2 separate regions of the Homo sapiens genome follow, and region 2 is linked to region 1. Evidence: chromatin loops called from intact Hi-C (ENCODE). Cell type or tissue: breast epithelium. All regions are shown on one strand. Links, peaks and the distances in the headings refer to the core of each region. The heading gives the core; the rest is flanking DNA.

Evidence for each region. A loop is a pair of places that touch in the nucleus more often than their neighbours do. Peaks named below come from ENCODE experiments on the same cell type or tissue, not always from the same donor. Only the 100,000 strongest peaks of a DNase experiment are listed, where the experiment ranks them.
Region 2: a loop joins it to region 1, with 6 times the contacts of the local background. A loop is called at or near these places in 1 of 110 quality-filtered maps.

What each region holds. Positions count from the first base shown.
Region 1 is chrX:42,838,679-42,851,700 of GRCh38, reverse strand. No RefSeq gene overlaps it. Among named protein-coding and RNA genes, the nearest start is that of PPP1R2C, 67 kb to the right of the region's middle. In breast epithelium, for the core only: no CTCF peak of the experiment used is centred there; no DNase peak of the experiment used is centred there; H3K27me3 peaks cover 1,706 bases.
Region 2 is chrX:42,725,871-42,738,892 of GRCh38, reverse strand. LOC105373186 (a long non-coding RNA gene) reads left to right here. Exons shown (of 3, transcript XR_002958821.2): 2 at 11,839-11,959; 3 at 12,126-12,267. Among named protein-coding and RNA genes, the nearest start is that of PPP1R2C, 46 kb to the left of the region's middle. In breast epithelium, for the core only: no CTCF peak of the experiment used is centred there; a DNase peak (open chromatin) is centred at 6,242.

The sequences.
Region 1 (13,022 bases), core at 3,068-11,067:
TCAAATATCTGGGAGTGGGAGAGTATTACTACACCTAAGCATGAAGGTGCAGGAGAGAGAGTGGTTACAGACCTTGAGATAGAGAGAATGTATAAAAAGGGTCTCCTGACAGGCAGCAGAAGGTTGCAGCCAACCTGTAGCAACTAAAGAGAGAGGGGCACATGGAAATAAATACCTTGATCTCATTCTTCTTCCATCCTCTCTTCTATTACTAGTGCACCCCATTGACTGAACCTAACCAGAAGCCAGGGGCAAGGGAACCCAGTAATGTGGATAAAGAGTTCAGCTTCCCAAGGCACCAAAACAAGGTAGAAGAGGATAGAATATAGATCTGGAGGGGCAAATTGAAGATCCAGCACAGGTCTTCTATAGCCTTCCTGATTTTTTAACAACTCGTTTTACCTTGGACAATGAGCATATTTCACGCTTCCCACTAATAGTGAGCTCCTACTTAATTGTTTTCCCCTGTAGTTTTTGGTTAAAACTAGCTTCTGCAATATAATCTGTGCACATTCTCATTGTGATTTGTACTCCTAGCTTTACAAAGTGATTTTGTCCCTAAATTTTATTTGATATTAAGATCACAAATCCTCATTCTTTTGGTTTGTATTTGCCTAGTGTGCATTTAACAATCCCTTTATTTTAACTTTTCTGAATCATTCATTTTTATGTGTCTAAATTTACTTTATGAACTACCTAGAAGTCTTTTAACATATGAATTTAGTCCATTTAGATTTATTGACATGAAAAATATATTCTGTATTATTTTTGTCACAATGCTTAATCTTATCTTTCTGTATTTATAATTTTTATAGTCTTTCACTCTGTATAGTCTTCATATTTTTAGGAGGATCTATATTCTTATACCAGTGATATCTATAACTGCAATGTGTTTCATTTTTACATATATTTTACATATAATTTTACATATGTTATGGAATTATAAACATCACACAAATAAAACCTTATATTGTGCTTCTTTCATTTAATGTGTCAGAATACCAGTAAAGGGCTCTATGCCACGTTTCCACATAGTCTTAATAATTATATTTAAAATGCCTGCATAATATTAAATTGAAATGGTGTGACATAATAATTAACTTACTGGAATTTTGAGTTTAGTCTATTTTCTTTTCTTTTTAAAGAAGTTGAGAAATTTATTGTGAAGAAAAGGTTAAAAAATAAGCATTTATGAAAAAGCAAGTAATACAAGACACAACAGAACTAAGGAATCATTTTGTAAAATACCTAATGTGTAATAGCTTCTGCAATAAGTCCCGCATAGATTTTATCTTTACTTCATCAGAGAAATGCAAATCAAAACCACAATAAGTTTAGTCTATTTTTCTATTAAAAATAAAGCTTTTGCCTCTGTTGAATTAAGACCTGGGGTAAATCTCTTGAGCTAATTTCACGGATGGGGAAACTAAATTTTCAGAGATGTCAACAGCCCCTGCCTCATGGGAGTATTAAGAATTCATGAACTGATGTATGAAAAGGCTCTAGCCTAGAGCTAATAATTTATAGTTCCCTGTCCATCCCTGTTTCAGCACTCACCACAAGGGAAAGGGTGTGTTCAATGTCTGGTCTAAAAGCTCCAAAGCAGCAGGGATTGCCAGTCTCATCAACACAGGACTTAGTGTATAGAAGATGCTCATTAAAATGCTCTGAAAGCATGGTAGTGCTAAGAACAGATTGATGTCTGAATCTTCACTGGTCCACAATATTTCTCCATGTGGACTCAAGTTATTGTCTACTTTCCTTTCATTTCAGCCTGAAGGATTACCTTTAGTATTTCATTTTTCTTAACAGCTTTAATCGAGTATGATTCACATACTACACAACTTACCCATTTAGAGTGTACAATTCAGTTGCATTTCTGTATTCACAGATATGTTCAACCATCAGCACAGTTAATTTTAGAACATTTTCATCACCTAAAAAAAAAACACCTTACCATTTACTCAGCACTCACCTATTTCCGTACTTACTCCCCCATTCTAAGTAATCATTAATCTACTTTATACCTCTATAGATTTTCCTATTTTGGACTTTCATATGAATGAAATCATATAATATGTGGTACTTCATGATTAGCTTATTTCATTTAACATAATGTCTCTAAAGTTTCTCCATATTGCAGCAGTATCAGTACTTCATTCCTTTTTATGGCTAAATAGTAGGCCATTGTATGGATATGCCATCTCTTGTTTATCCATTCATTTGATGATAAACATTTGGATTGTTTCTACTTCTTGGCTATTTGAATAGTGCTGCTACAAACATTCATGTACAAGTTTTTCTGTCACTATATGTTTTTATTTCTCTTGGGTATGTAGGAGCAGCATTGCTGGGTCATATGGCAACTCTATGTTCAATTATTTGAAAAATTACCAGACTGTTTTCCAAAGGGGCTGCACCATTCTACATTCGCATAAGCAGTGTATAAGGGCTCTGATTGCTCCACATCCTTGCCAATGCTTATTATCTGACTTACTGATTCTAGCCATCTGAGTGGGTATGAAGTGGCATCCCATTGTGATTTTGATTTGCATTTCTTAAATAACCAATACTGCTAAGCATCTTTTCACAGGCTTATTGGCCATTTGTATATCATTCTTGGACTCTTTGGTATTTCTTATAGGACAGGTCTGCTAGAAATAAATTCACTGTTTTTATTTCCCTGGGAATGTCTTATCTTTTCTTTCATTTTTGAAGGGTAGTTTTGCCAGACATATAATTCTTGGTTAGCAGGCTTTTTCTTTCAGCACTTTTAATATGTCATCCTATTATCTTCTGGCCTCTCAGGTTTCTGATAAGAAATCTTATTGAGGATCCTTTCTATATAATAAGTCATTTTTCTCTTGCTGCTTTCTAGATTATCTCTTTGTCTTCCAACACTTTAATTATGATGTTCTTCTGTGTGGATATTTTTGACTTTATCCTAATTGGAGTTTGTTGAGCTTATTAGATATGTCAATTATTGTTTTTTCATCAAGTTTGGGAATTTTTTTGCTTATTATTTCTTCAAATATTATTTTTCCCCTTTTTCTCTCTCCTCTCCTTCTGGGATTCTCATTCTGTGTACGCTGGTTTCAGATGCTCTGTTGTTCACTCTTCTTTTCTTTTCTTTTTTTTTTTTTTTGAGACAGGGTTTCACTCCGTCACCCAGGCTGGAGTGCAGTGGTACAATCTCAGCTTATTGCAGCCTCAACCTCCCAGGCTCAAAAAATCTTGCCACCTCAGCCTTCTGACTACATGGGACTATAGGCACATGCCACCACACCCAGCTAATAGTTCCATTTTTTGTAGAGATGGGGTTTTGCCATGTTGTCCAGGCTGCTATCAAACTCCTGGGCTCAAGCAGTCCTCCTGTCTTGGCCTCCCAAAGTGCTGGGATTACAGGCATGAACCACTGTGCCAGGCCCATTTTTCTTTCTTCTTTCTTCCTTCTGTTTCTCAGACTGTATAATCTCAATTGATCTGTCTTCAAATTTGCTGATTATTTACTTTGTCTTCTCAAATCTACAATTTATCCCATCTAATAAATTTTTTATTTCAGTGATTTTACCTTTCAACTCCAGAATTTCTATTTGGTTTCTTTTTATAATTTCTGTCTCTTTATTAATATTTGCTACTTTGGTGTGATATTTTTGTACTTTCTGCTAGTTCTTTAGACATGGCTTCCTTTAGTTCTTTGAACATATTAGAATAGCTGATGTAGAGCCTTTGTGTAGTAAGTGAAATATCTGGGTTTTCTCAGGGATGACTTACATTGATTGCGTTTTTCCTGTGTATGTGTCATATTTTCTTCCTTTCTTGCTTGTCTCATACTGTTTGTGCTTGAAATCTGGACTTTGAAGGAACATAATGTGGCAACTCTGAAAATCAGATTCTTTTTCCTCCCTAGGGTCTGTTGTTTCTATTTACAGTTTTTGTTGATTGTTTAGTGACTTTTCTGAACTCTTCTGTAAAGTCTGTATCTTTGTCATGTGTGGTCACTGGTGTCTCCACTTGGTTAATTTAGTAGTCAACTAATGAATGGACAAAAATTTTCAGCTGGGCATGGTGGCTCATGCCTGTAATCCTAGCACTTTGGGAAGCCGAGGCGGGCGGATCACCTGAGGCCAGGAGTTTAAGACCAGCCTGGCCAACATGGTGAAACCCCGTCTCTACTAAAATATAAAAATTAGCCAGGCATGATGGTGAGTGCCTGTAATCCCAGCCACTTGGGAGGCTGAGACAGGAGAATCACTTGAACCCGGGAGACAGTGATTGCAGTGAGCCGAGATCGTGCCACTACACTCCAGCCAGGGTGGCTGAGTGAGACTCCATCTCAGAAAAAAAAAAAAAAAAGTATTACATATTTGAGACCAATAAATCTCTTCTAGTCTTTGCTGAGAAGCTCTGCTTATGTGTTTGGATATACCTTCAACACTCAGCTAGGCAGTTTACAGTTCTGCATTAGCCTTTACTTTTGGCTTGTGCAGAGCCTCAAGGTCAGCCAGGGGTGAAAGTTTAGGGCTTTATCAGGTCTTTCTTGAGGATGTGCATAGCCCTGGGCATGCAAATAGCCTTAGGCATATGCCTGGCCTTCTAGATATTCAAAAATATACAACTTTTTGAAAGCCCCTATGAAATCACACTCATCAGCTGCTTCTTTCCAGCTTTCTTATAAGTCTATTTTTGCTCCTCTGTTATCTACTGCCTCAAGCAGCCAAGAAGTTAAGCAATTGCCTGTAATTTCTTTTTGATAAATATCCCCAGGGATAAGGCTATTCACTCCGGGTAATCTGTGAATCAGGTAAGATACAGACAGCTTGCAAGTATGGCCTTCCAGGAATCTAAGAGGCAGGCCACATATGGACAATTCTTGGCTGAGACTTTGAATGAGATTCATCCCTGTTCTCCTCTCTTCAGTAGCTGCCATTTTTCCCCATTAATGGAGAATGTTATTTTTCCATACTGCAAATCTTGAAAGCAGAGAATGAAACCAAGACAAGTTTAAATTCCCTAAAGCTCACTATTTTTTACCAAGAACTAACCATTTTTCTTGAATAAACATTCCCCAGGTTGCTGAATGCTTTTAGTTAATTTCTAGAGTCCTGAAAAAGCAGATTATGATCATTTTTGCCAGTTCTTTCTCATTGTTTTTATGGAGGAGAGAGTTTTTGGAGGCCCTACGTTACCATTTTAGCTCTATAACTGTAAATTTATATAATATTCTTAATCTTCTCCTTCTTCAAAAATATCTATTATTTTTTGAACCCGAGCAATGATAAAGTTATTTCTTCTTCATCCTCCTTTTCTTGCTTTACCTCTACTACTCAATTTTAGTTAATTATGTTACATTTAGGTTTGCCATTTAATTATGCTTATGCTTTTATGACTTCATTTGCAACTTTAAATTATCTCCTTGGACTCCCATCAGTTACAGACAAAGCAATTAGATATGTGCAATACTTTCTACCTTTTTTTTCCTCCTCTCAATCAATTTTGGGTAGTTATTTTAATTTGGGCTTCCTCAGAGGCAGACTACGAGACAATAATTCAAGTGTAATTGCTTTATTTGTGAAAGTCCAAAAACACCAGTAGGAAGGTAAAGAAACACACAGAAAGAAAGACAAAGCAATCAATAAAAGAAATATTAAACCAGCTATCTCTGTGAGTGACTGAAGCTTAATCTTGTGAGAAAATTCTGGGAAAGACTGTAATACACAGGCCTTAGAGGTATCTCTCCAAGTGAGACAGCCAGGTGAGAGGAGGTCCCCAGAAAACCCTAACTGGCTTGCACACTGGGGTGGGGCCTTTGGAAGTTTGTGCCATTTGCAGCGGGGAGGAGCCTGGTACCTCCTCTTCCTGTGTGGAACCTGGGATTCAATCTGTGGGCAGGAAGTGCTCTAGCAGGAACTCTGGCCTTGCAGAGTCCCTGTTCCCCCTTTTTTTCCTTTACACCCAATAAAACCCTGTCTTACTCATCATTCAAATTGTCTGTGAGCCTGAATTTTCGTGGCCATGGAACAAAGAACCCCGTCATCAGCTGAACTAAGGAAAAGTCCTCCAACACAAGGATCAAGGAATCTAGCGTATTTATTCATGAACTCCAATCAATCATTTGTTGAGAGTTTCTCCTTGGGGGGATTTTAATTTCTTGGCACTTCTTGAACATTGCCCTCAGGAAAAAGACGCATATATTGGTAGATGGAAATCAGCTATAATGAACTGAAATTGTAAGGCTGTAGTGATACAAATGGGACACTGACAAAATCTCCCACATGTATGATTTCCCCGTTCTTATTATACATAACTTTTACATTCTATTTTATACTTTATACCCCTATGAGTTTTAGTCTTGATTCTACTATTAAATATATTTAAAATTTACTGTGACTTCTTTTTCTAGGATTTCCTTGGTCATTTTTTTGACTTAAGATTGTCCTCCAGTAGTTTTCTCAGTAAGTATTCATGGCAAAGATATTCTCTGAGTTCTTGCATGATAAAAACTATTTGTCTTTATCTTTTTATACTTCAAACACAATTTGATTGGATAGAATATTCTTAGCTCGTGTTTTTGCCAAGGTGCTGCAGGAAGTTGTGAGCATCAGTAACGGTTTCCTGCATCTCTTGACTACTATACTAGATAGAATGTCTCCTAAAAATTCATGTTCACCCAATCCTCAGAATGTGACCTTATTCAGAAATAGAGTCTTTGCAGATGTAATCAAGTTAAGATGAGCTCATATTGGATTAAAGTGGGCCTTACCAGTGACTGATGTTAAGATGAGAAAAATGAGACATACACAGAGGGAAGATAATGTAAAGAGATACGGGGGAGAATACCATGTGAAAATGGAGACAGAGACTGGAGATGTATGTACAAGCCAAGGGACATCAAGAATTATAGGCAACCACCAGCAGCTAGGAGAGACTCATTGAACATCTGTTCTCCAGTAGGAACCAACCCTGCTAATACCTCCACTTAAGACTTCTAGCTTCCAAAATTTTGAGAGAATACATTTCTGTTGTTTTAAACCCCCAGTCTGTGATACTTTGTTATATCAGACTTAGGAAATTATTACAACTACTAAATATAACTTCCTGATTCCTTGAAAGCCAGTAGCAACTTTGCCTCACTGATTCCAAATAAGGCTTTAAAATTAATTTCTTCATTTACAATTACTTTATCTTCTGTAAGTGTGCATGCAGAGTTTATACCATGTATTGTATAAGCCTGAGATTCTACTTTCTCTTGGGTAACTCTTTATTCACAGCCCCAGGTAGATGGCTAGCTTCCTTGCAACTTTCCAAGGCTGAGGGGTAGAAAACATAGAAGGTACACACACATGCACACACAAACCTAGTACAATATTCTCCCCAATTTGTGGGGTGAATTTTCAATTGTGTTACCACTCCTGCAGCTAAACTTTCAGTAGCTCTTAAGAACACAAATAATAAAATTAATGAATATGGAAAAGAGGAGGAAAGAAAAAATACAGAGAAAAAAGTTAAAGACAATATTAATAACATCGAAAGTATATATTATTAATCAGAAGTGAAAAATAAAATGAATTAAAATAGATAGCTCTTTAAATTGAGAGATGATTCCAATAAAGATTAATATTGACTACTAAAAAAGTGGAAAAGGGACACATTTAAAATAAAAGCTTAGAACTAGTCAGATTAAAAGTTTAAAACGGGAGAAGATAAAGGAGTGTCAAAAAAATAAAAATATAAGAGGCAAAGATACATAATTAGGATAAATGGTTAAAACTAATAAAACTAAATTAAATATTCATATGTTATGAGAGAGGGACTTCTGGATCAGGCAAGTGAGGACTTCTGCAAAACTACTCCTCCATAAAAGTAATTACAATATTGGCAAAATTTATTAAAATAAATATTTTCATAACTCTAGAAATTAACCAAATGCTTGCAACAATCTGAGAAGCATTAATTCAAGAAAAATTTGCTGGACCTTGATAAGAATAACAGTCTTTGTTGCATTTTAGTTTTCCTTACTTCCATCCCCATCTCCTCAGTTCCACATAGTCATGAGAATGAGTAGCCTCACAACTATGGTAGCTGAGAAAACCAGCAGCCTTACTAGGGCGATTAAACTGAATTTGGAGCTCTTAAAAGTCCTGTTCTCAGAACATCCTAACTATGTGACCCATTTTGCAGGTCTATCTAGAAAAGCTTAACAAAACAGCACTATCAACCAAGTAAACCTAACATTTTCTGTTCACTCTGAAACAGCAGAAAATACATTCTTCTAAGCCACACATGGAACGCTCTCCAGAATAGACTATACGTTAAGCTATAAAAGAAGCCTCAATAAATTTACAAGAATTGAAATCATATAAATTATGTTCTACAACCACAATAAATTAAATTATAAATCAATAGTAAGAAAATTTGAAAATCAAAAAATATGTGGAAATTAAACAACATATTCCTAAATAATGAATGAAATGAAAAATAAATTATGAGTACAATTCTATAATAATTTGAGATGAACAAAAATGAAAAGCCAACATACCTAAATATCAAAGCAGTGCTTAGAGGGAAATATATATCCGTAAACGCCTGCATTAAAAATGATCTCAAATCATAACCTCACATTCTGCTTTAAGAAATTCCAATGAGAGGAGGAAAAAGCCAAAAGCAAGAAGGATAAAAATAATAATGATTAAAACAGTTATGATTGGAATATAAAATAGAAAACCAATAGAGAAAATCAAGAAACCTAAAAGCTGTTTTTTTTTCAAAAGATCAACAAAATTTACAAGCCTTTAACTAGACTGACTAAGAAAAAAATAGAACTGAAATTACTAAAATGAGGGAAGAAAGATGATAAATCATTATTGACCTAATAGAAATAAAAATGATCATAAAGGAGTATTATCAACAACTGTATGACAACAAATTCAACACGTAGATATAATGGACAATTCCTAGAAAGACACAAATTACTGAAACTGACTTAACAAGAAATAGAAAATGTGAATAGACCTATAACAACTAAAGAAATTGAATCGGTAATTTTTTAAACTTCTCACAAGGAAAAGTCCAGTTTCAAATAGGTTTACTGATGAACTCTCCAAAACGTTTAAAGAATAATCAACACCATTTTTTCACAAACTCTTCCACAAAAATAGAAGAAAAGAGAACACTTCTCAAATCATTCTATGAGGCCACAATTACCTGATACTAAATCCAGGCAGACATCAAAAATAAATATATAAATAAATAAAAGAGAGAGAGAAATCTACAAATAAAAACATCACCCCCCAAAAAAGGAAACTAAAAATCAGTATCTCTTAGGAATGGGGGCACACAAATTCTTAACAAAATATTAGAAACTAAAATCCAGTAACATATAAGAGGAACTTACAACATGACCAATAGGCTTTATTCCAGGAATGCGTGGTTAGTTTAACATACAAATTAAACAATGTAATACATGATATTAATAGAATAAAAGACACACACACACATTATAATCTCAGTAAATGCAAAAAGAAAAAAGCATTTGAAAAAAACTCAGCATACTTTCATAATGAAAGCACTCCTCAAACTAAGAATGGAAAGGAACTTCTTCCCCCTGTTACAGATTATCTATGAAAAACTCAAAGCTGACATCATACTTAATGGTGAGAAACTAAAAGCTTTGCCTCTAACATCAGGACTAAGACAAAGATGTATATGCTTGTTATTTCTATTCAACATTGTACTGAAAGATCATGACAGATCAGTGAGAAAAAATAAAAGACAACAAAATTTGAAAGAAAAGAAGCAAAATTATCTTTATCCACAGATGACATGATCTCATGTAAATGAAATCCTTACAAAAATCTATTAGAAATAACAAAAGAATTCAGCAAAGTTGCAAGACATAAGACCAACACACAAAAATCAATTGTACACTGGAAATGAACAACCTGAAAGGAAATTGAGAAAACAATTAATTTATTATAATGAATAAATACTTAGGAATAAATTGAACCAAGCAGTTGCAAGACATCTGTGATAAAAACTACAACACATTGCTGTAAGAAGTGAAAGAAGACCTAAATAAATAGAAAGACATGCTATGTTCATGGATTTGAAAACTTAATATTGTTAAGATGGCAATACCACCCAAAGCAGTCTGGAGATTCAATGCAATCCTTATCAAAATCCTGATAGCTTTATTTCAAAAAATGGAAAAGCTAATCCTAAAATTCATATGAAATTGCAAGTAACCCCAAATAGCCAAAATGATTGTGAAAAAGAAAAAAAAGATTGAGGGATTCACACTTCTCAATTTCAAAACTTATTTCAAAACTGCAGTAATTAAAACAGTATGATACTGATGCAAAAATAGGCATATCGATCAATTCAATAGAACTGAGAGCTCAGAAATGAACTCATACATTTGTGTTCAGTGATTCTCAATAAGGGTGCCAAAACCATTCAATGGGGAAAGAATGGTATCTTCAACAAATGGTGGTGGGATAATTGGATACTTACATACAAAAGAATAGAGTTGGATTCTTACCTCACACCATACACAAAAATTAACTAAAAATGGATCACAGACCTAGATATAAGAGCTAAAACTGTGCAATTCTTAATAGAAAACATGGGAGCAAATCTTTGTTCCCTTGAGTTAGGCTATGTTTTCTTAGATATAAACACCAGAAATAACAACAAAAAGAAACTATAAATAAATTTGACTTCACGAAAATTAAAAAATTTTGTGCTCCCAATGATATCAAGAAAGTAAAAAGACCATGTAAGAATTGAAAAAAATAGGCATCACTTAACAATAGGGATACATTCTGAGAAAAGCATCATTAGGGAATTTTGTCATTGAGTAAACATCACAGATCGTACTTATACAAACCTAGATGGTATAGCCTACTACATAGCTGGACTATATGTTGTAGCCTATTGCTTCTAGGCTACAAACTTGTACGCCATGTGAATATACTGAATATTGTAGGTAACTGTAACCCAATGGAAAGTATTTGTGTATGTAAACATATCTAAACATAGAAAAGGTATGGTAAATATGCTATAAATGATAAAAAATGGTACAACTGTATAGTGCACTTACTATGAATACAGCTTACAGGACCGGAAGTTGCTCTGCGTGAGTCAATCAGTGAGTGGTGAGTGAATGTGAAGGTCTAGGACATTACTGCACACTACTCTAGAATTTATAAACACTGTGCACTTAGACTACAGTAAATTTATAAAAACATATTATTCTTTCTTAAATAATAAATTAACCTTAGCTTACTGTAACTTTTTACTTTATAAACTTTTAAATTTTAACGTTTTGACTCTTTTGTAATAACACATAGCCTAAAACACAAACACATTGTGTATCTGTACAAAGATATGTTTTCTTTTTATCCTTATTCTATAAGCTTTTTTCTAATTTTTAAATTTATTTATTTATTACTTTTAAAACTTTTTTTGTTAAAAACTAAGACTCAAGCACACACATTAGCCTAGGCCTACAAAGGGCCAGGATCATCAATATCACTGTCTTCCACCTCCATATCTTGTTCCACTGGAAGGTCTTCAGGGGCAATAACATGCATGTAACTTTCATATCCTATGATAACAACATTTTCTTCTGGAATAACTCCTGAAGGAGCTGCCTGAGCCTGTTTTACAGTGCTGTGATTTGAATATGGTTTGTTTGGCCCCACCAAGTCTCATGTTGAAATGTGATCCCCAGTGTTGGAGGTGGAGCCTGGTGGGAGGTGTTTAGGTCATGGAGGCAGATCCCTCATGAATGGTTTGGTGCCCATAGTAATGAGTGAGTTTTCACTCTATTAGTTCCCCTGAGAGCTGATTGTTCAGAAAGAGAATGACACCTTCCCCCTCTCTTGCTTCCTCTTACCATATGATCTCTGTATGTAGGTTCCCCTTCTCCTTCTGCCATGAGTGGAAACCATCTAAGGCCTTCACCAGATGCAGATGCTGGTGCCATGCTTCTTGTACAGCCTGAAAAACTGTGATGTAAATAAACCTCTTTTCTTTATAAATTACCCAGCCTCAGGTATTCCTTTATAGCAACACAAATGGACTAAGACACACAGTTAACATTTTCTTTTTAAGTAGAAGGCGCATACTCTAAAATAACAATAAAAAGTATAGTATGGTGAATACAAAAATCAATAATATAGTTGTTTATTACCATTATTCAGCATTACGTACTGCAGAAAATTGTATGTGCTAGACTTTTACATGACTGGCAGTGCAGTAGGTTTGTTTACACCAGCATCATCACAAACGTGAAGTAATGCATTGTGCTAAGATATTATGATGGTTATGATGTTATGATGGCTATCACATCACTAAGCAATAGAAATTTTTAAGCTCCTTTACAATCTTATGGGACCACTGTCATATACATGGTCTGCTATTGACTGAAATATTGTTATGTGGCACACGACTGTATTTGCTAATCTGATAAGAGGCTCGTACTCAGGATATATATAAAGAAGCCCTACAACTTTATAATAAAAAGTAAATAACCCACTTAAAAACGATCCAAGGACTTAAATAAACATTTCTCCAAATAATATATACAAATGGACAATAAATAGACACATAAAAAGATATTCAATATAACTAGTCATTAGGGAAATACAAATCAAAACCACAATAAAATACAATTTGATGCACTAATAGAATTAAAATAAAAAGCACAATGAATACAATGTATTGGTAATTATATCGATAAATTGGCACCTTCATACATTGTTGGTGGGAATGTAAACTGGTATAGATGTTTTGAAAAAGTTTAACATTCTTTAAAATGTTAATTTAAACACAGAGTAACCATATGATCCATCAATTCCATTCCTAGGTATTCACCCAAGGGAATTGAAAACATATCCATAAAAAACTGTTCACAAATGTGCATAGCAGCATTGTTCAAAGTAGCCAAAAATTGAAAGCAAATGTCCATCAACTGATAAATGCATGAACAAATATGATACATCAATACAACAGATTAT
Region 2 (13,022 bases), core at 2,861-10,860, 110 kb after region 1:
AAATGATTCTTCTGATCTCACAAAACCAGTGGGCAGTAGAAGCAGAGTGAGAACCAAGCACTAATTTCCTGAGTACTTAGCCTTTTCTTCCCACTGCCTGTCTCTGCTGGTCAAACTTTCCCCTAGCAAACATTTATTTTCCTCCCTGGGAAGATAACACTGCTATTTCAGAGGTAGTGACCCTGAGCCACCATGGACACAACGAAGCTTGTATGCCTTTTTCAGGAGTTGTGGGAGACCATCTGTACTTTTCTCTCATTATATCCAAGAGGCCACCTTCACATTTTAAAAATTGATATCATTCTTGTAACTTGTTCATACAGCACTTCTTAAAATGGTTATTTTAAAATTGTTATTTATTTTTAATTTATTTACTTTTAATATTTATTTTAGATTCAGGGGTACATGTGCAGTTTTGTTATATAGGCAAATTGCATGTCGTGAGGGTTTGGTGTACAGATTACTTAGTCACCCAGGTAATAAGCATAGTACCTGATAGGTAGTTTTTCGATCTTCACCCTTCACCCACCCTCCACCCTCAAGTAGGCCCTGGTGTCTATTGTTTCTTCCTTTGCGTCCATGTGTACTCAATGTGTAGCTCCCACTTGTAAGTGAGAACATGAAGTATTTGGTTTTGTGTTGGTGTGTTAGTTCGCTTAATATAATGGCCTCCAGCTCCATCCATGTTGCTGCAAAGGACATGATCTTGTTCTTTTTTATGGAGTTATAGTATTCCATGGTGTATATGTGCCACATTTTCTTTATCCAGTCTACCGTAGAAGGACATTTACTTGATTCCATGTGTTTGCTATTATGAATAGTGCACATGTCTTTATGGTAGAATGATTTATATTCCTTTGGGTATACACACAATAATGGGATTGCAGGGTAGAATGGCAGTTATATTTTAAGTTCTTTCAGAAATTGCCAAACTGCTTTCCATAATGGCTGAACTAATTTACATTCCTGCCAGCAGTGTATGAGTTTCCTCTTTGTAACCTCACCAGCATCTGTTATTTTTTGACTTTTTAATAGTAGCTATTCTAACTCGTGTGAGATGGTATCTCATTGTGATTTTGATTTGCAGTTATGTAATGATTAGTGATGCTGAGCATTTTTTCATATACTTTTTGGCCACATGTATGTATTCTTTTGAAGTGTCTGTTCATGTCCTTTGCCTGCTTTTTAATGGGGTTCTTAGTTTTTTTGTGTTAATTTGCTTAAGCTCCTTATAGGTTCTGGATATTAGGCCTTTGTCGGATGCCTAATTTGAGAACATTTTCTCCCATTCCAGCAGCATTTTTTAAAACTTGATGTGTACCAAGTTACCTAGGAACTGAATTAATATTCAGATTCCCAGGTCCTACCTCCCAGATTCTGATAATTAGAACTGGAGTGGAGCCCAAGACCATTTTTTTCCCCAAGCACTTCCATGTGATTCTGATGGAGGTGGTACATGACCAACTTTGGTAAATGCTACCTGACACATTCCTTATCAGTATTGTGCTATAACAAAAAGCCGAAAGACACACACCTGTCATACACATGAATACACACACAGAGGAATATCTTGCTTTATGCAGTAAATGGTTTCCAAAAAGGATGTATGTGTATCACATTTTATACCTCAGCTCACACATGAAATATGTTACATTCACATATCATTTCCTTTCAAAGAAAGAACAACATCTTAAAGGTTGTTTGATCCTTAGCACCTAGCACAATTCTTGGTGCCTAGAATTGGCTGACTTGGTGTTGCTTAAATGAATGACTATTCACTTTATTCAAACTGGGAGAAGGTCTTAGCATAGCATGATGATAAGTCAAAGATTTGCTCAGCACCACGTAGCACATCTTAACAGCATTCACTCCTATTTCCATTAAATGATTGTAAGCACTTCTTTTATTTTAGGATTCAGAAAGGCAAAAAGTAATAATAACATGGACAGTGAAGTACATGGACAGTGAAATACCCCTGCAAATGGGAAGCCCTAAGAAAAGTAGTTGTCTTAGTCATGGGGTCTTTCTTTTCCTCTCCAAATCTTAAAAGTTATGAGCTCAGCCTTGCCAGGAGATTTTATGATCTATCACATTCGTAACTCCAGAAGAAGAAAGGACATAATAAATGGAACTAACATAAGGCCTTAAACTCCCCTTTCCCAAATAACAGAGAAAATCTTTGTTCTTGAATCAATAAATTAAAACACTTTATTTAGCAAAATTAATTAGAATCTTTTAAATAGATGTAGAACAGTGATACGTATACTCACTAGAACAGAAACTGGTGAGGTTTTTGCTGGCCCAGCTTAGGAGACCAAAATAGAGCAAAGAACTGGCTTTGGTGTGCCTCTGGAGCAGGCATTTTTCCTGAGTTGCTAAATGGAGGTTTTCAGCTGATTTGTTTATGTGACAGCTTGCCTGTTAACAGAAAAATATTGATTCCTCTGGCTTAGCAATGAGGCTCCTAAAACATTTTAGCCCTAAACTCATAAATTGCTTTATAAAAAGAATTAAGCTTTCCCAAGGAGTTTGCTTGGCCTCAAATATTTGATTGGACAAGGCACAGATATTTTTCCTGATTTTGCAGTTAGAAACCAGGCTTTCTACTTTCTCTGGTTTGACTTATTGGATAAGCCCTTTGAAAAATGGAGCTTATACTTAGTGTGTTTTATTTTAACTTCAATGATGATATGCATCTCTGCAGTAAATTTTTAAATAGCTGGTTATATATGCTGAATAAATGATGAACCTAATAATGCTCCCAGCTATCCTCATAGAGCATCTGGAAGGTAATCAGGGTCAAGATTGAAAGACAAAAAGATAGGGAGGAAGAAAGATTTAATACATGTCATGTTCTGGCAAATGAATGCTGATTTATGCCAAACTAGGCTTAAAAGAACTAAAATTACCATACGTGGTATAATCATTGCAGGCATACTCCTCACACAGCAAGAAAAGTCTTGTGAAAATTTGTATAAGTAAACTTTATCATCAACACTTTAAATTGATAAAGAATATGCACAGAAAATAACAGCAGCTCACATTGTACAGTTTATTTCCAAAGTCATTGAGTATACAGTATTTAATTTCATCATTGTAATAGTCTTTTCACGTAAGAGTTATAATCATTACAGGGTTTTTTTTGTCTTCCATTTCCAATAGTTTTGTGGAGACATAATTGGAATAAGCTGCATATATTTAAAATAATTTGATAAGTTTTAACATATGTATACAGCTGTGAAATCATTAGCACAATATACATCACCCCCGGGAGTTTCCTTGTGCCCTTTCCCAAGCAACCACTGATCTACTCTCTGCCATAGATTAGTTTAGTTTGTTTAGATAATTTGTTTAGATAGATTAGTTGGCATTTTCTAGAATTTTAGATTAATAAGATCAAACACTATGTACTCTTTTTTTGGATGGAGAAAGTCTGTGTGTTTTCACTCAGCATAATTATTTTGAGTTTCATCCATACAGCTGCATGTATCACAGTTCATTCATTTTCATTGTTGAGTAGCATTCCATTGTATGGAAATCTCACGATGTTGACATATTCATCTGTTGATGGAAATCTGAGTTGCTTCCAGTTTTGAGCTGTTACAAATAAAGTTGCTATGAGCATTCTTACAAGTCTTTGTATGAACATGTGCTTTATTTTCTCTTGGGTAAATACACATGAAAACAGCTAGATCAAATGATAGGTATATGTTTAACATTTATATTATTATAACATATTATTATTATACGTTATTTTACATTCTCAGCAGCAGGCTATGAAAGTTTCAGTTCCTATTCATTCTCACCAAATCTTGGTCTGGTCATCAGTCTTTGTACTTTCAATTTAAATTAATGGATGTGTAGTGGTATCTAATTGTGGTTTTAATTTGCATTCTCTTAATGGCTAATTATATTGAGCATCTTTTTGTGTGCTTATTCGTCATCAGTATATATTTGGTGAAGTGTCTGTCAAAATATTTTGCCCATTTTTTAATTGGTCATTTGTTTTCTTATTATTGAATTTTGAGAGTTCTTTATATATTCTGAGTACAAGTATTGTGTCAGACATATGCTTTGTATATATTTTCTCCCAGTCTGTGGTTTCTCTTTTTATTCTCTTAGGAGTGTCTTTTGAAGAGCAAATGTTTTTAACTTTGCTGAGGTCCAGTTCATCAATTTTTTAATGGATCATGGTATTGATATGGTATATAAGAAATCGTTGCCTAATCCAAGGTCACAAAGATTTTCTTCTAGAAGTTTTGAAGTTTTAGTTTTTACATTTAGGTTTAGGATAAATATTGAATTAATTTCTGTATATGGTATGAGGTATTATGGACCAAAGTTTTTTTCTTTTTGCATAAGGCTATCCAATTGTTTCAGCACTATTTGTCAAAATGCTATCTTTCTGCATTGAATTGCCATTGCACGTTTGTTGAAAATCAGGTGTCTATATATGTATGAGTCTATTTTTGAACTCTTTTTTATTTCATTGATCTATTTGTCTGTCTTGATGTTAATCTCTTACTCTCTTGATTACTACAGTTTTATAATAAATTTTGAAATCGGGTACTATAATTCGTCCAAAATCGTTGCTCTTCAAAGTTGTTTTGGCCATTTGAGGTCTCTTGCATTTTCTTATAAATTTTAGAATCTAATTTTCATTTTCTATTTAAAAAGGCCTGCTGAGACTTTGATTACAATTATGTTAAATCTATAGATCAATTTAAGGATAATTCATATCTCAATGATACCAAGTCTCTTGCTTAATTTCTCTCAGCAATGTTTTGTAATCTTTGGTGTACAAGTCTTTCACATCTTTTTCCAGATTTATCTGTTTTGTATTTTTGATGCTATTATAAAGGTTATTGTTTATTGAACTTCAATTTCTCATGGTTGCTAGTACAGATTCTCCTCAATCTACAGTGTGTGTATGTCCCAATAAACTCATTATAAATTGAAAATGCATTTACTGCACATAACCTACCGAACATCATAGCCTAGCCTAGCCTACCTTAAACATGCTCAGAACACTTACATTATATAGTTGGGCAAAATCATTTGGCAACACAGTACACTTTAGAACATTGGGTGTTTACCCTCACTCTTGCACGGAAGACTGGGATTTGTGTTTCGCTGCCACTGCCCAGCATTGTGGTAGACTATCATACTGTTTTCTACTAAATGCAGATTGTTTTCACACCATCCTAAAGGTAAAAAATTGTAAGTCAAACCATCATAAGTCAGGGACCATCTATATATAGAAATACCAATGACTTTTGTATATTGAACTTGTATCCTGAAACTTAGTTGCTAAACTTGGGTTTTAGTTTTAGTAGCTTTTTTTCTGTAGCTGCAATAGGATTTTCTACACAGATTATCACGTTGTTTAAGAACAAAAAGTGTTTTATTTCTTCCGTTCCAAGCTAGATGACATTTATTAATTTTCTTTGTTTGATTATACTGGCTAGAACTCTAACTCAATGTTGAATAGAAGGTGTGAGAGCAAATTTTTTTTCTTGTTACTGATCTTAGGGGGAAATCATGTAGTCTTTCACTATTAAGTATGATGTTAGTGGTAGTTTTTTTTTGCACGTGCTATGCCTATATTCATTTTCCATTGCTGCATAACAAATTACCTTAAAGGAACAATTTAGGCTGGGAGTAATGGCTCACACCTGTAATCCCAGTGCTTTGGGAGGCCAAGGCAGGAGGATTGCTTGGGGCCAGGAGTTTGAGACCTGCCAAGGCAACATGTTAAGACTGTCTCTACCAAAAATTCTAAAATTAGCCAAGTGTGTTGGCATGCGCCTATAGTCCCAGCTACTTGGGAGGCTGAGATGGGAGGATCACTTGAACCCAGGAGTTTGAGGCTGTAGTGAGCCTGGATCATGCCACTGTACTACAGCCTGAGTGACAGAGTGAGGTCTTATATCTAAACAAAAATAAAAAATAAATAAGTTAATTAAAAAACAAACAAACCAAACCCATAGCAACTTAACAAACTTTTATTATCTCACAGTTTATGTAGGTCAGGAATCCCAGCTAAGACATGGCTTAGCTGGGTGCCTCTGCCTCAGAGTCTCTCACAAGGCTGTAATCAAGGTCTTAGCTGTGGCTTTTGTTTCATCTGAAGTCTGAGTTCAGGGCAGATTTGCTTCCAAGCTCACTCATGTGGTTGTTGGCAGGATTCATTTTCTCACAGGCTGTCTGATTGTGGGTGTCAGTTTCTCACTGGCTGTTGGCCAGGGGACTCTCGGTTTTTTGCCACATGGTGCTGTCCATAGGGAAGTCATACCTTGGCCGCTGGCTTTCCTCAGATCAAGTGACAGCAAGCAAGATAGAAGCCACACTCGTTTTGCAAGCTAATCTCAGAAGTGACACCCCATCACTTTGCAGAATTCTATCATAAAGAGTGAATCGGCCAGGCACATTGGCTCACGCCTGTAATCCCAGCACTTTGGGAGGCTGAGGTGGGCGGATCAATTGAGGTCAGGAGTTCGAGAACAGCCTGGCCAACATGGTGAAACCCCGTCTCAAAAATTAGCTGGGCGTGGTGACACATGCCTGTAATCCCAGCTACTTGGGAGGCTGAGGCAGGAGAATCCCTTGAATCCGGGAGGTGGAGGTTGCAGTGAGCCGAGATCTTGCCATTGCACTCCAGCCGGGGCAACAGAGGGAGACTCTGCCAAAAAAAAAAAAAAAAGAGAGAGAGAAAAAAATGAATGAGTCACCACTAGGTTTAGCCTACAATCAGGGAAGGGATTACAAAAGAGGCAGGGATCATTGGAAGTTATCTTAGAGTCTGCCTACCACAATTCCCTTTATCAAGTTGAGGAAGTCCCCTTATATTTCTAGTTTCCTAAGAGTTTTTTACTTTTATTTATTTTTTTATCAGAAACATGTGTTGACTTATGTCGAGTGAATTTTATTTCTATGGAAATGATCATGTGGTTTCCTTTAGTTTTTAGTTTGTTTATATGGTGAAGTTCGTAAGTTTGTTCGCATTTTCAAACGTTAAACCAAAACTGAATTCCTGGGATAAACTTCACTTTGTCATAATGCATTGTCCTCTTTATATATTGTTAGTAAAATTTGGCTAATAATTTTTGTATTTATGTTAATGCAATATGAGAGATATTGGTCTGTAGTTTTCTTTTCTTGTAGTGTTTGGCTCTGGGGTGAGCGTAATATTGGCCTCATAGAACCAGTTTGAAAGTAGTCCTTCCTCTTCAATTTCTGTGAAGAGTTGTATAAAATTAGTACTATTTCTTTCTTGTGTATTTGGCAGAATTTATCAGTGAAGCCATCTAGGCCAGGAGTTCTCTTCACGGGAAGGTATTAAGTTCCAAATTCAATTTTCTTAATAGTTAATCCTATTCAGGTTCTCTATGTCTTCTTGAGTAAGTTTTTGTGGTTTGTGTCTTTCAATAAATATTTCCATTTCATCTAAGTTGACATTATTAGTATAGAGTTATTCATAATATTCCCTTCTTCCCTTTGTAATATATACAGGATCTGTAATATCACCTTTCTCATTGCTGATGTTGGTAATTTGTATCGTGTCTCTCTTTTTCCTGAACTCTTGATTTTATTGATTTTCTTTTCTGTTTCTGTTTTCTTTTTAGTCGATATAAATTTTGATCTTTATTTTCTCCTTTCTTATGCTTATTTTGCTCTTTTTTTTTTTTATGCAATGGAAGCTGAGGTCATTGATTTGAGACCTTCTTTTCCAATATATGAATTTCATGCTATAAATTTCTCCCTAAGTACTGCTTTGGCAGCGGCCCATAAATTCTATGTTATGTTTTCATTTTCATCTAGTATAAAATATCTCAAAATTTCTCTTTTTATTTCTTATTTAATCCATGTGTTATTTAGGAGTGTGTTACATTATTTAGTTTTCAAATATTTGGAGATTTTACAAATATCTTTTTGTTATTGATTTTTAATTTAATTCTATTTTCATTAGAGAACTTAATTTGTATGACTTACTTATAATACTTTTTTTTTTTTTTTTTTTTTTTTTTTTTTTTTTTTTTTTTTTTTTTTTTTGAGACGGAGTCTCGCTCTGTCGCCCAGGCTGGAGTGCAGTGGTGGGATCTCGGCTCACTGCAAGCTCCGCCTCCCGGGTTCACGCCATTCTCCTGCCTCAGCCTCCCAAGTAGCTGGGACTACAGGCGCCCGCCACTACGCCCGGCTAATTTTTTGTATTTTTAGTAGAGACGGGGTTTCACCGTTTTAGCGGGGATGGTCTCGATCTCCTGACCTCGTGATCCGCCCGCCTCGGCCTCCCAAAGTGCTGGGATTACAGGCGTGAGCCACCGTGCCCGGCCTATAATACTTTTAAATGTATTGATACTTGTATTATATCCCTGAATATGGTCCAGCTGATAAATGTTTCTTGTTTACTTGAAAGAGAGGTTTTTTGATGTTCTTATTGAGTGGGTTGTTCTATAAATGTCAGTCAGGTAAAGTTGTTTGATAGTGTTGTTCAAGTCTTCTATATTCATGCTGCCTTTCTGTCTACTTGTTCTATCAATTATTAAGAGAGAACTATTAAAATCCTCAATTATAATTGTATATTTGTCTATTTCTCCTTACAGCTATATCAGTTTTTACTTCATGAACTTTAAAACTCTTGGCCAGGAGTGGTGGTTTATGCCTGTAATCCCAGCATTTTGGGAGGCCGAGGCAGACGGATCACCTGAGGTCAGGAGTTCAAGAGCAGACTGGACAACTTGGTGAAACCCTATGTCTACTAAAAATATATTTAAAAATTAGCCAGGTATGGTGGTGGGCGCCTGTAATCCCAGCTACTCAGGAAGCTGAGGCAGGAGAATTGCTTGAATCCGGGAGGCAGAGGTTGCAGTGAGCCAAGATCGTGCCACTGCACTCCAGCCTGGACAACAGAGCGAGACTCCGTCTCAAAACAAACAAACAAACAAACAAACAAACTCTTTTATTGGGTTAATGAACTTTTAGGATCAATATTTTCTCCTGATGCATGAACACTGTTTTCATTATGAAATGATCTTCTCTATCCCTGGTAATATTCTTTGCCCTAAAATCAACTTTATTATCATACAGCCATTAAAGCTTTCTTTTGACTAATGTGTTAGCATAAAGTTCTTTCATTATCCTTTTCCTTTTAACTGATTCGTATCATGATATTTAAATTGTGTTTCTTGGTGGTGGTGTACAAGTGGGTCTTGTTCTCTTTTTACAATCTGACAATCTGCCTTTTACTGGGATCTTTAGAGCATTTACATTTAATGTGATTGTTGACATTCCTTGGTTTGCATCTACCATCTTGCTATTTGTTTCCTATTTGTCCCATCTGCTTTTTGTTCCCTTTTTCCCTCTTTTTCTTCCCTCTTTTTATTATTTTTACATTTTATTTTATGTCCTTTGTTGATTTATTAGCTATAATTTTATTTTATTGTTTTATGATTGCATTAGTGTTTATACTATGCATCTTTAACTTATCACAGTCTACCTTCAAGTGATACTATATCATTTCATATATAGGATGAAAACTTTGCAATAGTGTGGTTCCATTTTTCTCCTCTCATCTTTTATGTTATGGTTGTCATACATTTTACTTATACATATGTTATAAACTCCATAATACATTCAGTTTGTTTGTTGGTTGGTTTTGTTGTTTAAATAATCAATTATCTTTTCAATATATTTAAATTATGAACAAAATTTTTATAAATTTACCCAGGTAGTTACCACATTACCATGTCTAGTGCTCTGCATTCCTTTGCATAGATACATATTTCCTTCTAGTATCATTTTTTTTTTCTGCTTGAAGGACTTTAAGATTTCTTACATTGTGGGTCCAATGTTGATGAATTCTTTTAATATTAATTCAGAAAAAGCCTTTCTTTGCCTTCATTTTTGAAAGTTAGTTTTGACCAAATATAGAATTAGAGGTTGACAGTTTACTATTTTCCAGTACTTTAAAGAAGTTGCTCCACTGTCTTCAAGTTTGCATTGCTTCTGACAAGAAATGTGATGTCATTTGGATCTTTATTTCTCTGTATATATCTTATTTTTGGGGGGTGCTTTACAATTTTTCGCTTTATTAATGGGTTTGACTAATTTGATTATGATGCACCTGGGAATAGTTTCCTTACCTTTTTTTTGTGTTTGGGGTTCTTTGAGCTTCTTGAATCTCTGCGTTTATAGTTTTCATTAAATTTGGAAAACTTATACCTATTATTTCTTCAAAAAGTTTTCCTGTTCTCTCCTTTCTTCTCTTTTAGGGACTCCAGTTACATATCTCTTATGTTGCTTGAAGTTATCCCACAGCTCACTGAATCTCTCTTCCTCTCTTCCTTTCCTTTCCTTTCCTTTTTTTTCTTGAATCTTTTTTCTCTATGCTTTACATTTTGGACAGTTTCTGTTGCTATGTTCTAAAGTTCACTAATTTTTACTTATGCCATTTCTAATCTTCTGATAATTTCATTCAGTGTATGTATTTCATCTCAGACATCATAATTTTCATGGCACTTTCTATGTTTTCTCATGCATTATTTATATCTTCTATGTTTCTACTTAACATTTGGAACATGTAGAATACAGTAATAGTAACTATTTTAGAGTACTTATCTGCTGATTCTAACATCTGTGTCAGGTCTGGGTTAGATTTGATCAATTGATTGTCCTCATTCTGAATGTTTTTTCCTGCTTTCTTTCATGCTTTTTTTTTTCTTTGATTTGATGCCAGTTATAATAAGCTTTATTTTACTGGGTTTTGGATTTTTAAAAAATTTTTATTTTAAGTTCAGGGGTACAAGTGCAGGTTTGTTACATAGGTAAACGTGTCATGGGGATTTGTTGTACAGATTATTTCATCATCCAGGTGTTAAGCCTAGTACTCATTAGTTATTTTTCCTGATCCCCTCTCTCCTCCTACCCTCCACACTCCAACAGGCCCAGTGTGTGTTGTTCCCCACAATGTGTCTATGTGTTCTTACCATTTAGCTCCCACTTATAAGTAAGAACATGTGGTATTTGGTTTTTCTGTTCCTGCATTAGTTTGCTAAGTATAATGGCCCACAGCTCCATCCATGTCCATGCAAAGGACATGATCTCATTCTTTTTTATGGCTGCACAGTATTCCATGGTGTGTATGTACCACATGCTCTTTAGCGTTCTGGATATTTTTCTATTCCTATGTGTTCTTAAGCTTTATTCAGGGATACAATTAGGTTATTTGGAAACAGTTCAGTCTTTTCAGGTAGCACTTTTAAGATTTGTTAGATAAGTCTGGTGTGGTGTTCTATCAGAGCTAATTATTCCCCACTACTGAGGCAAGAACTTCCTGAGTACTCTACCCAGTGCCCCACAAGTTGTGACTTTTTCAGCCTGGTTGGTGATAACACACTATTCTTGGCTCAGCGTGAATGCCAGACTGCTATCTGTAAATCTGTCTATCTATGGGTATTTCCCCAGCCTCAGGTGTTTTATCTATACATGTGCTTTGATCAATACTGTACTAAGCACTTGAGCAGAATGCTCTGAAAATCTTCAGGTCCCTCTCTCTATGCACCTTTCTCCTCTCTGGTACTCTGCCCAGCTATCTCTAGTTGCCTTGATTTCCCCAGACATTCAGCTCTGTCTCCACTCAGTGAGACCATCAGGCTTTGTCTAGGTTCCCCTTTCTGCACCACAGCATGTAAACCCTCTCAAAATGGTAAGTTGTGGCAATCAAAAGTTTTACTTCATTTGTTTCCATCTCTCAAGACTCGCTATCTTTCGCGGTCTGATTTCCAGTTACTTGAACGTAGTTGTTTCACATATTTTGTTTTGTTTCTGTGGTTGTTTCAGGTGGGAATATAAATCTAGTCCCTCTTACTCTATCCTGCCCAGAAGTGGAAATATGATCCTTCCATTATAAAATAAAGAATGGTCCTAAGATTTGAGAACTCCAAAAGGACTTAGTGTTACGGTAAGTGGTAAAAGTAGAATTTATATCCATTGCTTTTATTCTTGCTTCAAAAACATGATCTTAGAAACACCTACATAGCTGGAAAATCTACAGGACTTTTTTTTCCAGTCTACAGATTGTTTATAATTGTTCATTTTATGTGTAACCCTTATTTTTTTTCTTTAAGGAATAAAGGTGAACAACCATTTGGGACTGTTTATCTACTTGCTATCTCTCTTTTGAGAGAGAATAATGTCTCAAGAGCTCCATTCTCTGATGCCTGCAGTATGTTATGAATCAGTAGAGAATCTTTCTGTCTGTGCTTGGATCTTGGGTAAGTGCTCAGCTTTCTCTCTTACCTCTTAGGCCCACTTATAAGTCACACCCTGTCTTAGTCTGTTTTGCACGGCTGTAACAGAATACCATAGACTAGGTAATTTCTAATAAACAGATATTTATTTCTCACAGTTATGGAAGCTAGTAAGTCTAAGATCAAAGTGCCAGCGTCTTGAAAGGGCCTTCTTGCTGCATCATGGTGGAAGGCATCACATGGTGAAAAGACAAACATAAGGAGAAAAAGAGCGCAAGAGTGGGCAAATCCACTCCTGTGACAATGAACCCACTCTTGTGATAATGTCATTAATTTATTCACTCTGACTTCACAGCCTAAACACCTCTCATTAGGCCTCATCTCACAACACTGTTGCTTTGGGGACTAAGTTTCCAACACATGTTTTTGGCGGACAAATTCTGACCATAGCATACTCTCACCCAGTTCAGTCCCTTTGCTTGTTTCTTCCTCTGGTAGAGTACTCCTCTGTTATTCTTCTCTAGCAAATTCCACCCATCATCTCAATTCCACTTTTAAGCTCTATTTCTACAGGAAAGCCTTCCCCATCTGTCTAATTTCCAGCTCTATAAAATCATGCTAGCTTTGTTTGGACAAGATACTCGTGCGGTCCCTTCCATCACTGAAGTAAGTTTTGTGGGACTAAGATTACTCTCTCCCATCCCTAAATTACAGTATCTGGCATTAACTGACCCTGAATTATATTCTAAAATTGGAACATATATTTTCTTCACT